2 separate regions of the Homo sapiens genome follow, and region 1 is linked to region 2. A link is a contact called in ENCODE Hi-C or POLR2A ChIA-PET data. All regions are on one chromosome and are shown on one strand. Each heading gives the region's core, a stretch centred on a gene start or an enhancer-like site at or near the end of the contact. The rest is flanking DNA. Distances are from core to core; before and after follow the strand shown. Region 1 holds the start of CHMP1A (charged multivesicular body protein 1A). Region 2 holds the start of SLC22A31 (solute carrier family 22 member 31).

Evidence for each region. Hi-C counts contacts between places; a loop is a spot of excess contacts on that map. ChIA-PET counts read pairs that join two places held with the same protein, here RNA polymerase II (POLR2A). Pooled maps may share reads with other maps.
Region 1: a loop to region 2 is called in a pooled map, with 3 times the contacts of the local background. The contact joins the promoter of CHMP1A here to the promoter of SLC22A31 in region 2. A Hi-C loop is called at or near these places in 1 of 37 single-sample maps with no recorded cell type and 10 of 50 pooled maps. POLR2A ChIA-PET finds 5 or more read pairs at or near these places in 2 of 52 experiments (PC-3 and WTC11).

The regions. Positions count from the first base shown.
Region 1 is chr16:89,653,532-89,659,700 of GRCh38, forward strand. It overlaps CHMP1A (charged multivesicular body protein 1A), which reads right to left and starts at 4,177. Exons shown (of 7, transcript NM_002768.5): 1 at 4,051-4,177; 2 at 373-392. The coding sequence starts at 4,057. It overlaps SPATA33 (spermatogenesis associated 33), which reads left to right and starts at 4,305. Exons shown (of 3, transcript NM_001271907.2): 1 at 4,305-4,417; 2 at 4,717-4,890. The coding sequence starts at 4,381. RefSeq lists silencers at 3,904-3,963, 4,184-4,573 and an enhancer at 4,289-4,458.
Region 2 is chr16:89,198,069-89,203,915 of GRCh38, forward strand. It overlaps SLC22A31 (solute carrier family 22 member 31), which reads right to left and starts at 2,469. Exons shown (of 9, transcript NM_001384763.1): 1 at 2,410-2,469; 2 at 1,645-1,748; 3 at 1,345-1,499; 4 at 955-1,123; 5 at 584-729; 6 at 374-482; 7 at 54-268. The coding sequence starts at 2,433. RefSeq lists enhancers at 749-1,372, 2,621-3,243 and a silencer at 3,536-3,625.

The sequences.
Region 1 (6,169 bases), core at 2,927-5,426, 460 kb after region 2:
AGAATCGCTTGAACCCGGGAGGCAGAGGTTGCAGTGAGCCGAGATCACGCCAATGCACTCCAGCCTGGGCGACGGAGTGAGACGCCGTCTCAAAAAAAAAAAAAAAAAAAAAAAAGATAACACTATTTCTTTCATGGCTTTCATGGATGACCCTAAGGATCTGCCTCCACTTAGCCTCAGATAAGAAAAGAGCTAATATGTCACCAAGGTGGCTCAATAATCCCCTCCTTGGTCAGCAGTCTGAGCCCTGTGTGGCGGTCACTCAACTGTTATATAATCTGCCCGACTGTTTCTGTGGCTCTGAGTGAGCGTGGCTTATACTATCTGTCCTCACCAGAACAGGGCTGGGGTGAACGGCCATTCGGTACATACCTTCAACTGGAACAGGGTATCTGCAAAGAAAGAGGGAATTAATGGTTTGAGGATTGGGAATGGGACGTTACACTTCTGGCAGGCAGGACTCACTAGGTTCCTTCTAGACACCAGGAGCTAGAACACACACACAGACCACACCTGCCTGGGGCCTTCGGGGAGCCCCCCCCAACAGGGGAGGCACGAGACAGATTCGTGTGCCAGCCCTGGCTCCTTGCTAGCCACAGGGCCCAGCAAATGCAGACCCTCCCTCCCTGTTTCCTTGTTGGGAACATGAGGGTGGTACCAGCCAATCTCAAAGGGTTAGTGTGAGGACAGAAGAGGTCATGGACGCAGCATCTTTTGGCCATGGTTAGAATCCAAAAGATGGTGGTTTATAATTAATGCAACTTTGCAAATGTCCCTTGGGATTCTTTCCCAATTTAAAAGTTCACCTGTAATCCCAGCACTCTGGGGGTGCCGAGGCCAGTGGATCACTTAAAGCCAGGGTTTGAGGCCAGCCTGGGCCAATTTAAAAGTTCAGTACTTGACAGTTTACTTTTTACAGACTCTTTCTCCTCAAAGGTAAATGGATAAAAATAGCAAGGTGGTAACTCTTAGACATCAAAGAGCTGATTTCCAGCGGTACAGTCGCTCACGCCTGTAATCACAGCACTCTGGGAGGCTGAGGCGGGCAGATCACTTGAGGTCAGGAGTTCCAGACCAGCCTAGGGAATATAGTCAGACCTCATCTCTATTAGAAAAATATATATTTTTTTGCCGGGTGCGGTGGCTCACGCCTGTAATCCCAGCACTTTGGGAGGCCGAGGCCGGCGGAACATGAGGTCAGGAGATCGAGACCATCCTGGCTAACACGGTAAAAGCCCGTCTCTACCAAAAAATACAAAAAATTAGCCAGGCGTGGTGGCGGGCGCCTGTAGTCCCAGCTACTCAGGAGGCTGAGGCAGGAGAATGGCGTGAACCCGGGAGGCAGAGCTTGCAGTGAGCCGAGATTGCGCCACTGCACTCCAGCCTGGGCAACAGTGCAAGACTCCGTCTCAAAAAAAAAAAGAAAAAATATTTTTTTTAAAAAGTAGGATTGATCTCAATTCATTCAACTGCTAAATTTGGAGAGCGACCCTGACCCCAGATTCCTGAAAGGGCTTTACCACACTAGCCACAACGAGGAAATGGAGCCTGTAAAAGAATGAGGTTACTGAGTGTTCACAAATGCACACCAAGGCTCCAAGATGAGATCTCCCGGGGTTCCAGAAAGCTCTGGGCATCGTTCAATCTATCGCCTGTCAGTGCAGGCGTGGTCAAGGCCAAGTTCAACCTGTCATCTATCAGTTCAGGTGTGGTCACGGCCAAGGTTATCTGTGACTGGAAAACAGCCAGCCTGACCCAGATGGCACAGTGCAGGCCAGGCGGGCCGTCCCACCCAACTCACTGTGGGATGCTGGCCAAACCGCCCTCCTCATCTCAGCTTTCCCTCACCTCAGCTTTCCCTCACCTCAGCTTTCCCTCACCTCAGCTTTCCCTCACCTCAGCTCTCCTCACCTCAGCTTTCCTCACCTCAGCTTTCCCTCACCTCAGCTTTCCTCACCTCAGCTTTCTCTTCCAGCCGTGTGTGGCAGCACAAAAACCCAGCTAAGGCAAAATCTGACTCTGAGGAAATCTGACATGGGCTTGAGAGAAGTCCCCTCAAAAGAGTTGAGTGAGCTGTGGAGTGAAAAGCCACAATTTTTCTTTTTTTTTTTTGAGACGGAGTCTCACTCTATCACCCAGGCTAGAGTGCAACGGCACCATCTTGGCTCACTGCAACCTCTGCCTCCCAGGTTTAAGCGATTCTCCTGTCTCAGCCTCCCAAGTAGTTAGAATTACACGTGCACGCCACCAGGCCCAGCTAATTTTTGTATTTTTAGAAGAGACGGGGTTTCACCATGTTGGCCAGGCTGGTCTCAAACTCCTGACCTCAGGTGATCAACCAACCTCGGCCTCCCAAAGTGTTGGGGTTACAGGCGTGAGCCACCACATCCGGCCTCCCAAAGTGCTGGAATTACAGCCGTGAGCCACCGCGCCCGGCCTCCCAGAGTGCTGGGGTTACAGGCCTGAGCCACCACACCCGGCCTGGCCAGCATATTTTTTGTGGCGGGAGGTAGATGTTATCTTTCATCTTCTCTCAGGGCAGAAAATCTCTACACATTTCCTTCATGATGATGACACGGTGGTACTATAGCTTTTCACACTTCTAACTAAAAGAATTTTTTTTGAGACGGAGTCTCGCTCTGTCGCCCAGGCTGGAGTGAAGTGGCGCGATCTCGGCTCACTGCAAGCTCCGCCTCCCGGGTTCACGCCATTCTCCTGCCTCAGCCTCCCGAGTAGCTGGGACTACAGGCACCCGCCACCACGCCTGGCTAATATTTTTGTATTTCTAGTAGAGATGGGGTTTCACTGTGTTAGCCAGGATGGTCTCGATCTCCTGACCTTGCGATCCGCCGGCCTCGGCCTCCCAAAGTGCTGGGATTACAGGCGTGAGCCACCGCGCCCAGCCCTTCAAAAAGTATTTTTAAAAGCCTGCCCATCACACCAGCCCAACGATGTTTCAGCAAACATAGGACTTCATTTTGCCAGATTCTTCCTGTTCTTTGGTATCCCTGAGCACACAGCCGGCTAGCCCCAGATGTAGAAGGTAAGAATTAGGGCGACCCATTGAGCACAGAAACGCTTGTGCTGGCTCCTGCTCAAACCTCTGCTTCCCCACATGGAGAATGGACGCAAAGAGCTGCTGTGACCAGGGCCTGGCACTCAGGGAGCGCTTTCTGTCTGAGTCCTTCTGATTTGCAGTGATGCTGTTTGGGGCAGGGGGTGCAACTGTCACTTTTTCTGGTGCCCTCTGACCCGACATTCCAAGTCCCGAAAGGCCGAACAGGCATCGCACAGTCCCCCCTACCGAGCTGGCGGGAAAGGGCGCCTGACGCTGAGGAGTGCCAGGGGCGGGGGAAAGGGTCCTGGGTCGGTGGTCGGGGGTCCAGGCCCTGGGCAAGGGGTCCTGGGTCGGGAGTCTAGGTCCCGGGTCCATGGTTGGGGGTCAGAGGTCGAGGCCCCGGGGAAGGCATACCGGGTTGAGATTTGGGGATGGAGGCCCCGGGGAAGGGGTCCCGAATCGGGGGTCGGGGATCGAGGCCTGGGGGGAGGGGTCCCGGGTCGAGGGTCGAGGCCCGGGGTAAAGGATCTCGGGTTGGGGGTCGGGGGCCTGGGAAGGGTCCCGGTCGGTGGTCGGGGGTCGAGGCCCGGGAGAAGGGGTCCCGGGTCGGTGGTAGAGGCCCTGGGGAAGGGGTTCCGGGTCGGGGATCGAGGGTCGAGGCCCGGGAAAAGGGGTCCCGGGTTGGTGGTCTAGGCCCTGGGGAAGGGGTTCCGGGTCGGGTATCGGGGGACGAGGCTCGGGAAAAGGGGTCCCAGGTCGGTGGTCGAGGCCCTGGGGATGGGGTCCGGGTCGGGGATCGGGGGACGACGACCGGGAAAAGGGGTCCCAGGTCGGTGGTCGAGGCCCTGGGGATGGGGTCCCGGGGGATCGACGGTCGAGGCCCGAGCTCTCCTGAGTCCTGCCCGCGGCCCCAGGTGGGCGGAGCCCACGCCAGTGGGAGAAGCGGCCCCGCCCCGCGCGCGAGTCCCCGGAGGACGGCCGCGACCTCTTACCGTCCATGGCCACAATGACAGGAGCAGCACTCGGAGAGGGAGAAGGGACGCCAACTCCGGGCGGTGTCAGGTCCCGGCGGCGATCGAACCGACCAAGCTGCACCCGGCGGGGACTTCCGGGGTCGCCGCCCCACTTCCGGTCGCACGGGATGCTCTCGCGAGAGGATGGTGGCCGGTCCCGCCAGAGGGGCGGGGCGCGGCTGCGCGGCGCGCGGTCGCCATGGTGACGCACGCCGCTGGCGCGAGGACCTTTTGTGAGTCGCTCCCGGCTCCGCGGCCGCGGAGGTGTGGGGACCCGGGCTTGCGTCGGAGGGGGCGGTGGGCTCACCCATGGGCCTTTCCAAAAGCAAAGAGAAACCCAGGAAAGGTAAAGGAGGCGCAGGCGCTGGGCTCCCCGCGTCTCCGCCCCTGGGCGCGGGCCCAGGGCGGGGCTGGGCTGGGCGGGGCGGTGTGAGCGCAGGCGCCAGGCTCGGCCCGGTGCGAACCGTTCCTGCCGCCGAGTCCGCCACGGACGGCGCGTTTCCCGCCTGAGGCGGTTACGGAAACGCGGAGACTCGAGACTTGAAGCCAGCTTATTCTGGACCCACGCAGGCGACTGAAGACGATGGGACCCACTGCCCTGCATTCGGTAAGTCCCGGGTCTAACGGATGATCCATATATTTCAGGTGAGGAGCAAAAGAAGGGATCCACCTATTCAGTTCCAAAATCTAAGGAGAAGTTGATGGAGAAGCATTCCCAGGAAGCCAGGCAGGCAGACAGGGAGTCGGAGAAGCCTGTGGACAGCCTCCACCCGGGGGCCGGGACAGCCAAGCACCCGCCGCCGGCAGCTTCGCTGGAAGGTAGGAGACGGCGGGAGGGAGCGAAGCGAGGTCAGTGGCTTGGAGGATCTGGGGCTGGGGTGAGGAGCCTACTGTAAGACCCTACCGGATGGACACTAGTAGCAGGCACGCGCCGTAAAGATGAAACTGGTTTGTTTTGGGAACTTTATGTAGGAGGTAAATATCCAGAAATCTTAGTTGAAAACATAAGTTTAATGAAAATGTAGGTCAGTTCCCGAGTGATAAGTGCGTACCAGGTGGTCGAGGGGCTGGGGCAGTGTGCGTGTGTCTCACCTGAGGTTCTCCTCGAGGGCTGGGTATCTTGGTGCCACTGAGAATCCCTGAGCCTCCGCACACTGGAACAGAGCATTGGGAGGCCGTCCCAGGCTGGACTGTAGCTCTCCGAGGGCTGTGGGGATAAGTACATTGCGGAGGGTGACCGAGGAGTAGAACCTGGGTGCGACAAAGGTGTCTTTTATAACAGCCTAGTGTGGCCAGACCTTTGGGTGTGTGTGGGGAAGATGAGGCCCCAAAAGTAGGAAGAAGCTAGAATACAAAGTTTTCCATCAGTTTTACCACGTGGAGCTGGAAGCGTTAAATATTTTAAACAACGGAGGTGCTGCCTGGGGCGGTAGTTCACACCTGTCCTCCCAGTTATTTGGCCGAGGCAGGAGGATCTTTTGAGCCCAGGAGTTCAAGACCAGCTTGGGCAACATAGTGAGACCCTGTCTCTACAAAAAATAAATATTTAAAAATAAAAAACAAGGGCGGCATGATGAGGTCTGTGCCTACCAACAGGGGAAGCCAGTTCGCAGGGGAGGTGGCCCGGTCAGAGACCCATTGCTGTGGCCCAGTGGGAGCCAGCAAGGCCTTGCAGTAGGAATTGCAGAAGGGTCAGGCAGGGAGAACCCGCAGAGCCTGCCGTCCGAGGAGATTGGGGGCCTGTGCCAGGAGGAGGTGTTTTAAGTTTCATCACAAGAATGAACCACTCGGCTGGGCGCAGTGGCTCACGCCTGTAATCCCAGCACTTTGGGAGGCCGAGGCGTGTGGATCACTTAAGGTCAGGAGTTCAAGACCAGCCTGGCCAACGTGGTGAAACCCTGTCTCTACTAAAAATACAAAAATTAGCTGGGCGTGGTGGCATGTGCCTGTAATCCCAGCTACTCAGGAGGCTGAGGCAGGAGAATTGCTCGAACCTTGAACCGGGACCCGGGAGGCAGAAGTAGTGGTGAGCGAGATCGCACCACTGCACTCCAGCCTGGGCTACAGAGTGAGACTCTGTCTCAGAAAAAAAAAAAAA
Region 2 (5,847 bases), core at 1,219-3,718:
CCGTCGGCCCAAACACAATGGCTCCTGTATGGCCTGCGGGGCCCCAAGCTCACACTGGGCCCCAGCGAGGAGCAGCAGGGATGCCAGGCCTGTGACCATGGTGCCCAGCAGCAGCACGGGGCGGCGTCCACAGCAATCTGCCGTCAGGAGCAGGAAGACCAAGGCTGCCGCCTCCAGGCCGGCCTCCAGGAAGTAGGGCAGGTAGAAGGTCGGCACCTGAGGTGCCAGGCTGCGGCGGAAGCTAGCTCTGATGCCTCCACCAACCAGCCTGGGAGAGAGAGCAAATCTATGGGCCCAGCCAGAGCCGGGGACTCTGGGGACCATATGCCCACCCCGGGGGATGGTGCAGGACCCCAGCCCTTCCTCGACTCACGAGCTGAAGCCCAAGATAAGCCCGTTTCTCCAGGTGACTCGGGTACGCAGAAGCCCCAGTGGGGAGTGGTACCGGGGCTGGGGGCTCCGTGCAGACAGCATGGTCAGCTCTGTAGCCGCAGAGATGTGAGGGGAGGGGGGTGAGGAGCTGTGCCTCTCCGAAGCCCTCCTCCAGTACCTGAATCTCCCTCCTCCCTGGTAGGCGCCTGACCTGTAGCCAGGGAGTTCTCCTCCAAGGAACTGTCCCCGGGGCCCACGCCACTGGCTTCTGCAAAGCGCCACAGGATCTTCCTGGCTCGAGCTACCTGACCTGTGGCCAGCAGCCAGCAGGGAGACTCGGGGAACAGGGCCGGGAACCTGCAGCGTTGGTGAGGATGCCCACGGCTCCCTCCACCTCCTCCTGGAAGGAGAGGCAAAGGCCAGGGCCCCCACCCCACCCCCAGGCTCAGGGGCAGGACATCACTGTAGTTCTCTGTGACCCTGTAACCCATGCGTTTACCTGGCATGGGATACGTCGGTGCAGAGGGAAGCTACATAGTCAGCCCCGATGAGGGCTGCTGGCCCAGCTCCCACCACACTTACCCCCAAAAGAGCAGCAAGAGTCCACTCATCAGGGCACCCAGCCCCTGCAGAAGACGCCAGTCCTGCACAAGCGCAGCCAGGCCGGGCAGCAGCAGGGTGCCCACCACCGAGAAAAGGCCAGCCCCCATGGAGAAGGCCAGGCGGTGGGGAGGGTCACACAACTCCAGGCCTGGGCAGACACAGACAGGTTGAAGTGGAGGCCTCGGGGAGGACTGGAACAGTTCCATTGGGAACTGCGGGGACCTATTGGTGACCTGCCCAGGAGCGGGATGCCCAAGGGACTCACTGCTCACTGTCCCTGCAGCTCGGGGCCCTCGGCAAGGGAGCCTCAGAGGCCTGCGGGCCACCCACTGCCCCTCCCCCAGTGACAGCAGCCCCCAGGGTACTCACGAGCCAGATACAGGGCGAGGAGGGCCCCTGCCAATGTGCCCCCGTGGAGTAGGCGCAGGACCAGCAGGGTAGGGAAGCTGGCAGCCAGGGCCTCACTGGCCCCCAGGCCTGTGGTCAGCACCAGGGAGGCCACAAAAACTGCCCGGCGTCCAAACCTGGTGGGCAGCGGGGGACATGCTTGGACAGGGTCAGGATAACCCAGGGTCCAACCTTCATCCTGGCAGCACCAGGTCTAGCTGAACCCTGAGAGTGGGCGGAGGGGAGGGCTGCTGGGCAGCAGGAAAAGGGAAGGGGCCTCACCGGTCACAGCCTGCTCCCAGGATGACACAGCCCAGCAGCCAGCCCAGGAGGTGGCTCACCTGCTCCAGCGGGACCTTCCAGCCGTCTCCACACACAAGGTTCCACTATGGGGAACAGCAGCCACGTGGAGGCCAGCTCAGGACCCTCCCCTGGGGACAGGTGCAGGGAGTCCCAGAATGGCTACTGGAAGGGGCCCTCCATGTCCTGCTCAATCCCTCCGTGGAGAGAAGGGGAAACTGAGGCATGAGAGGGCAAGGGGCTTGGTCCAGGTCACACAGCAGCCTCTCTGGTCTCCGGCAGCCCCTGCACAGGGGTCGGGGGGATCTGCCCACCCTAAGTTTTCTGCTTGTCCCTAGATAGGGCCTCCCCCACCTCCGCACACCATTGCTCTTCCCCCACGGCCAGCTCTTGTCCGACCCGTTTCCACCTCCTATTCCGAGGGACCCCGGGGACACCCAGGGCCTTGGTGGCGTCATAGACACAGCCCCCACCCCAGCCGGCCAAGGGTCATAGCCATGACACAGGCCTAAGAAATGAACCCCAGCACCTGCGCTGGTACCCACGCCCTCCCTGCCCTGCCCATTTCAAGAGGGACTCGGGCAGCGGCTGGAGAGCTGTGCTCAGCGGCATTTCCCGGTGAGGCCCTTGACCCTTGACCTCAGCTCTGCGCCTCCCCCCACCCCTTCCGGTTCCTGGGTCTTCTTGGCAAGCTTAATCTACTGCTGGGGGCCGTGCTATGCCCGAGATTTTACTTTCAAACCTGACGTTTTGGGAAAGCTGATGGGGCATTCCTGGATCCAGGCACCAAACAGGAGGAGGGCAGGTGGGAGGTGGGAGGGAGCAGGGTGGAGAGAGAAGCCCGGCGGGTTCCAGGGCCCCAGGCAGCCCTTGTGAAGATGTGGCAACCCCGTTCCAGTTTCCACACTGGGGCCAGTCCTCCCAGGATGGGGGATGGGGGCCTCGGGGTAAAGGCTGCCTCAGGGGTGTGCAGGTCTCAGCCCCAGCGCGGAAAGGCATGAAAGGGGCCTGGAGGTCCCTGCCGCCCGCCTCCCCATCTCTTCTCACGCAGATCGTCAAGGTTTCCCTTCAGGCAATGCAGTCTCTAGCCCAGCCTCTGCGCACCTCACTGATGGGAAGCCCACCTTCCCCAGTCTGTGCTGACCACGTCAGTCCCTCCAAGCAGAGACTCTGCCTTGGAAAGCCAGCCCAAAGCCACGGTCTGCTGAAGACGCTGGTGGTCCTGAAGCAAATTCCAGGCCCTGCTCCCCCACCGGCGCCTTCGGCTCCAATCCTCCAGCGCCCCAGGCCGCCCCGCGCCTGGCAGCTCCCAGGCCCAGATTCAGCCCCCGCCCGGCCCCTCTCCGCGGGTCCGGCCCGTGCGCGCCCGTCTGCGGCACCGTCGGGCCGGCGGCCGCCCCGGAGCAGGAAGCCCAGGAGGACGGCCGGGGGGCCCGGGTCAGAGGCGCCAGGTAGGATGGAGAAAGGACACCCAGGGCCTCGGCGGGCTGGGGGCGGGGAGGGCTGCGGGGCAGCAGGGACGGGGGCGCACCTGGGTGACCGGGCTTTGCAGGAGGCCGGCGCCGGGCAGCGCGTAGAGCCAGCCGCGTGTGCAGGGCCGGGTGCCGTTGCGTGCGGGCGCGGGGCGCGGGCCCGGGGCGGGTGCAGGGCGCGGGATCGGGGTAGCGCAGGAGCAGGCAGGGGCTCGCGGCTCGCGTGGGCCCCAGGCGCGGGATGGCGGCGTCCAGCAGCGCGGGTCCGCGCAGGGCGCGCAGCGCTGGGGGCAACAGCGTGGGGTCCGGTCGGCAGTGGGGCGCGGGCTGCGCGGTAAGCAGCTCCTCGGAGCTCAGCACCAGCCCCAGCACTATGCAGGGTACCCACGAGGCGGAGGCCAGCAGGCGCCGGGCCCGGCCAAAGCCGCCCGCAGCTCTCAGCACCCGCGCCTCCTGCTCCATCGGTCGCAGGCTGCGCTCGGGACGGGGCGGGGCCTGGACCAGGGCGGGCTCCTGGGGCGGGGCTTTGGGGCGAGGCATTAAGGGGCGGAGCCTGAGTCCAGTGGAGGCGGGGTGTGGGGGCGGGCGGTGTGAGGGCGGGGCCTAAGGCGTAAAGGGGCGGGGCCCGATCTGGGGCATAGGGCGGGGAGGTTGAGGGGCGGGAAGGTTGAGAGGCGGGGCTTGCGGCCGAACCGCGAGGGGGCGGGGCCCCGTGAGGGCGGCACGTGGGGGCCGGGGGCGTGGCAGGGGCGTGGCCGGGAGCGCTCAGGTGCCCTCGCGGCGCAGGTGCACTCAGGTTGCCCGGGGGCGCGCGGGCTCCGGCCGGCGTCCCGGGGTGGTCCCCGCGTGGGGCCGGGGGCGTCCGCGCGGGCGGGGCGAGGTCGGGGAGGGCAGCCGCCCGCCCTCCTCGGCGCTGGGAGCTTTCGGCTGGTACTGCGGGAGGAGCTCCCGGGTGACCCGCGGGTTCTGAAACCGCCGCTCGGGAGCTCGGGGCCTGCGCTGCGTCTACGGGGCGAGCGAGGGAGAACTGACGCCTTTCGCCCGGATCCTTCTCCCCTTCCGAGAACCAGGTAGGTCGCGTTTATTTTCAAGTCCGACTGTTTTCGCGGTAACATTTGTGGGAAACATCACGGTGGATCCTGTGGGTCGCTGAGTTTTCTGACTCCCGGTTTGTCTTATTTTGCTTTGTCAGTGGGCTCTGCGCTCGCGTTAACAATTCGAATGGGCACGTTTCTGCGTTTCAGAACGCTGTTCGCTTCCTCACACTTAGATTGAGGTGGAACTCACGTCACATAAACCGGGTCGCAAGGCTCAGCTCAGCGGGGCCCCCCCAACAGTGTTGCGGGACCAGCACCTTCTCGGGCTCCGGAACAGCTTCTACCCGAGCAGAGCCCGCCCGTCGGCGGCCGCTCTCCGCGCCCCTCCAGGGCCCTGCAGCCCCCGCCCTGCTCCGCGGACCAGCCTGTTCTGACCTCCGTTCAATGGAGCCCTACGTGCTGTGGCCTTTTGTGTTCCGGCGTCTTTCGCTTAGAATCGCGTCTTCAAGGTTCGTCCCCGGTGGAGCGGGGATCAGACCCGCGTTCCTTTTCAGGAGTGAATAATATTCCGTGGATGGAGCCCACACGTTTCTCTCTTCCTCTGTTGATGGACAGTGGGTTGTTTCCACTTTTTGCCTTTTGCGTCCAGTGACACGATGAACATTTTCGTACAAGTATTTGGGTGCCTGTTTCCATTTATCTTTGGTGTATACCTAGGCATGAATAGCTGGGCCTTAGGGTGTGAACTGTTTGTGAAACCGCAGAACGGTTTTCCGCAGCGGCGGTTCGATTTCACCACCAGCAATACAGAAGGGTGCTCGTTCCCCGACATCCTTGCCAACACCCATGTTCCGGTTTGTTTCAGTTATTTTATTGTGATAAAGCACAACAAAATGTATCATCTTAACCATTTTAAGTGTGCAGTTCAGTGGTATCAAATACATTCACACTATGGTGCAGCCGTCACCCCCATCCAGCTCCTTAACTCTGTTCACCTTGTAAAACAGAAACTCGATGCCCGTTACATAGTAACTCCCCATAGCCCCTCCTCCTCGCCCCAGGGAACTAGCATTCTGTATTCTGTGTGTGATTTTGACTAAGCTAAGTATCTCTTAGAAGTGGAATCACACGGCATTTTTCTTTTTGTGAACGGTTTATTTCATTTGGCATAATGTCCTCAAGATTCATTCATATCTTTCCATATGTTAGAATTTCCTTCTTTTTAAAGGCAGAATAATACTCCATTGTATGGATATGTCACATTTGGTTTACCCATTCATCTGTTTCTGTAAACTAGGTTGCTTCCACCTTTTGGCAATTGTGAATAATGCTGTTATGAACATGAAATATAAATATCTCCTTGACACCCTGCTTTGAATTATTTTCAATGTATATACCTAGAAATGGAATTGCTGAATCAGAGGGTAGTTCTATTTTTAACTTTTTCAGGAATCACCATACTGTTTCTACAGTGACTGCACCATTGTACATTTCCAGCAGCAAGGTACCGATTTCTCCCATCCTCACCTACATTGTTATTTTCTGGGTTTTTTTGATGGTAGTCATCCTAATAATGGGTATGGGATGGTATTTCATTGTAGTTTTCATTTGCTTTTTCCTAATGATTAGTGATATTGAACATGTTTTCATGTGCTTATTGGTCATTTGTATATCTT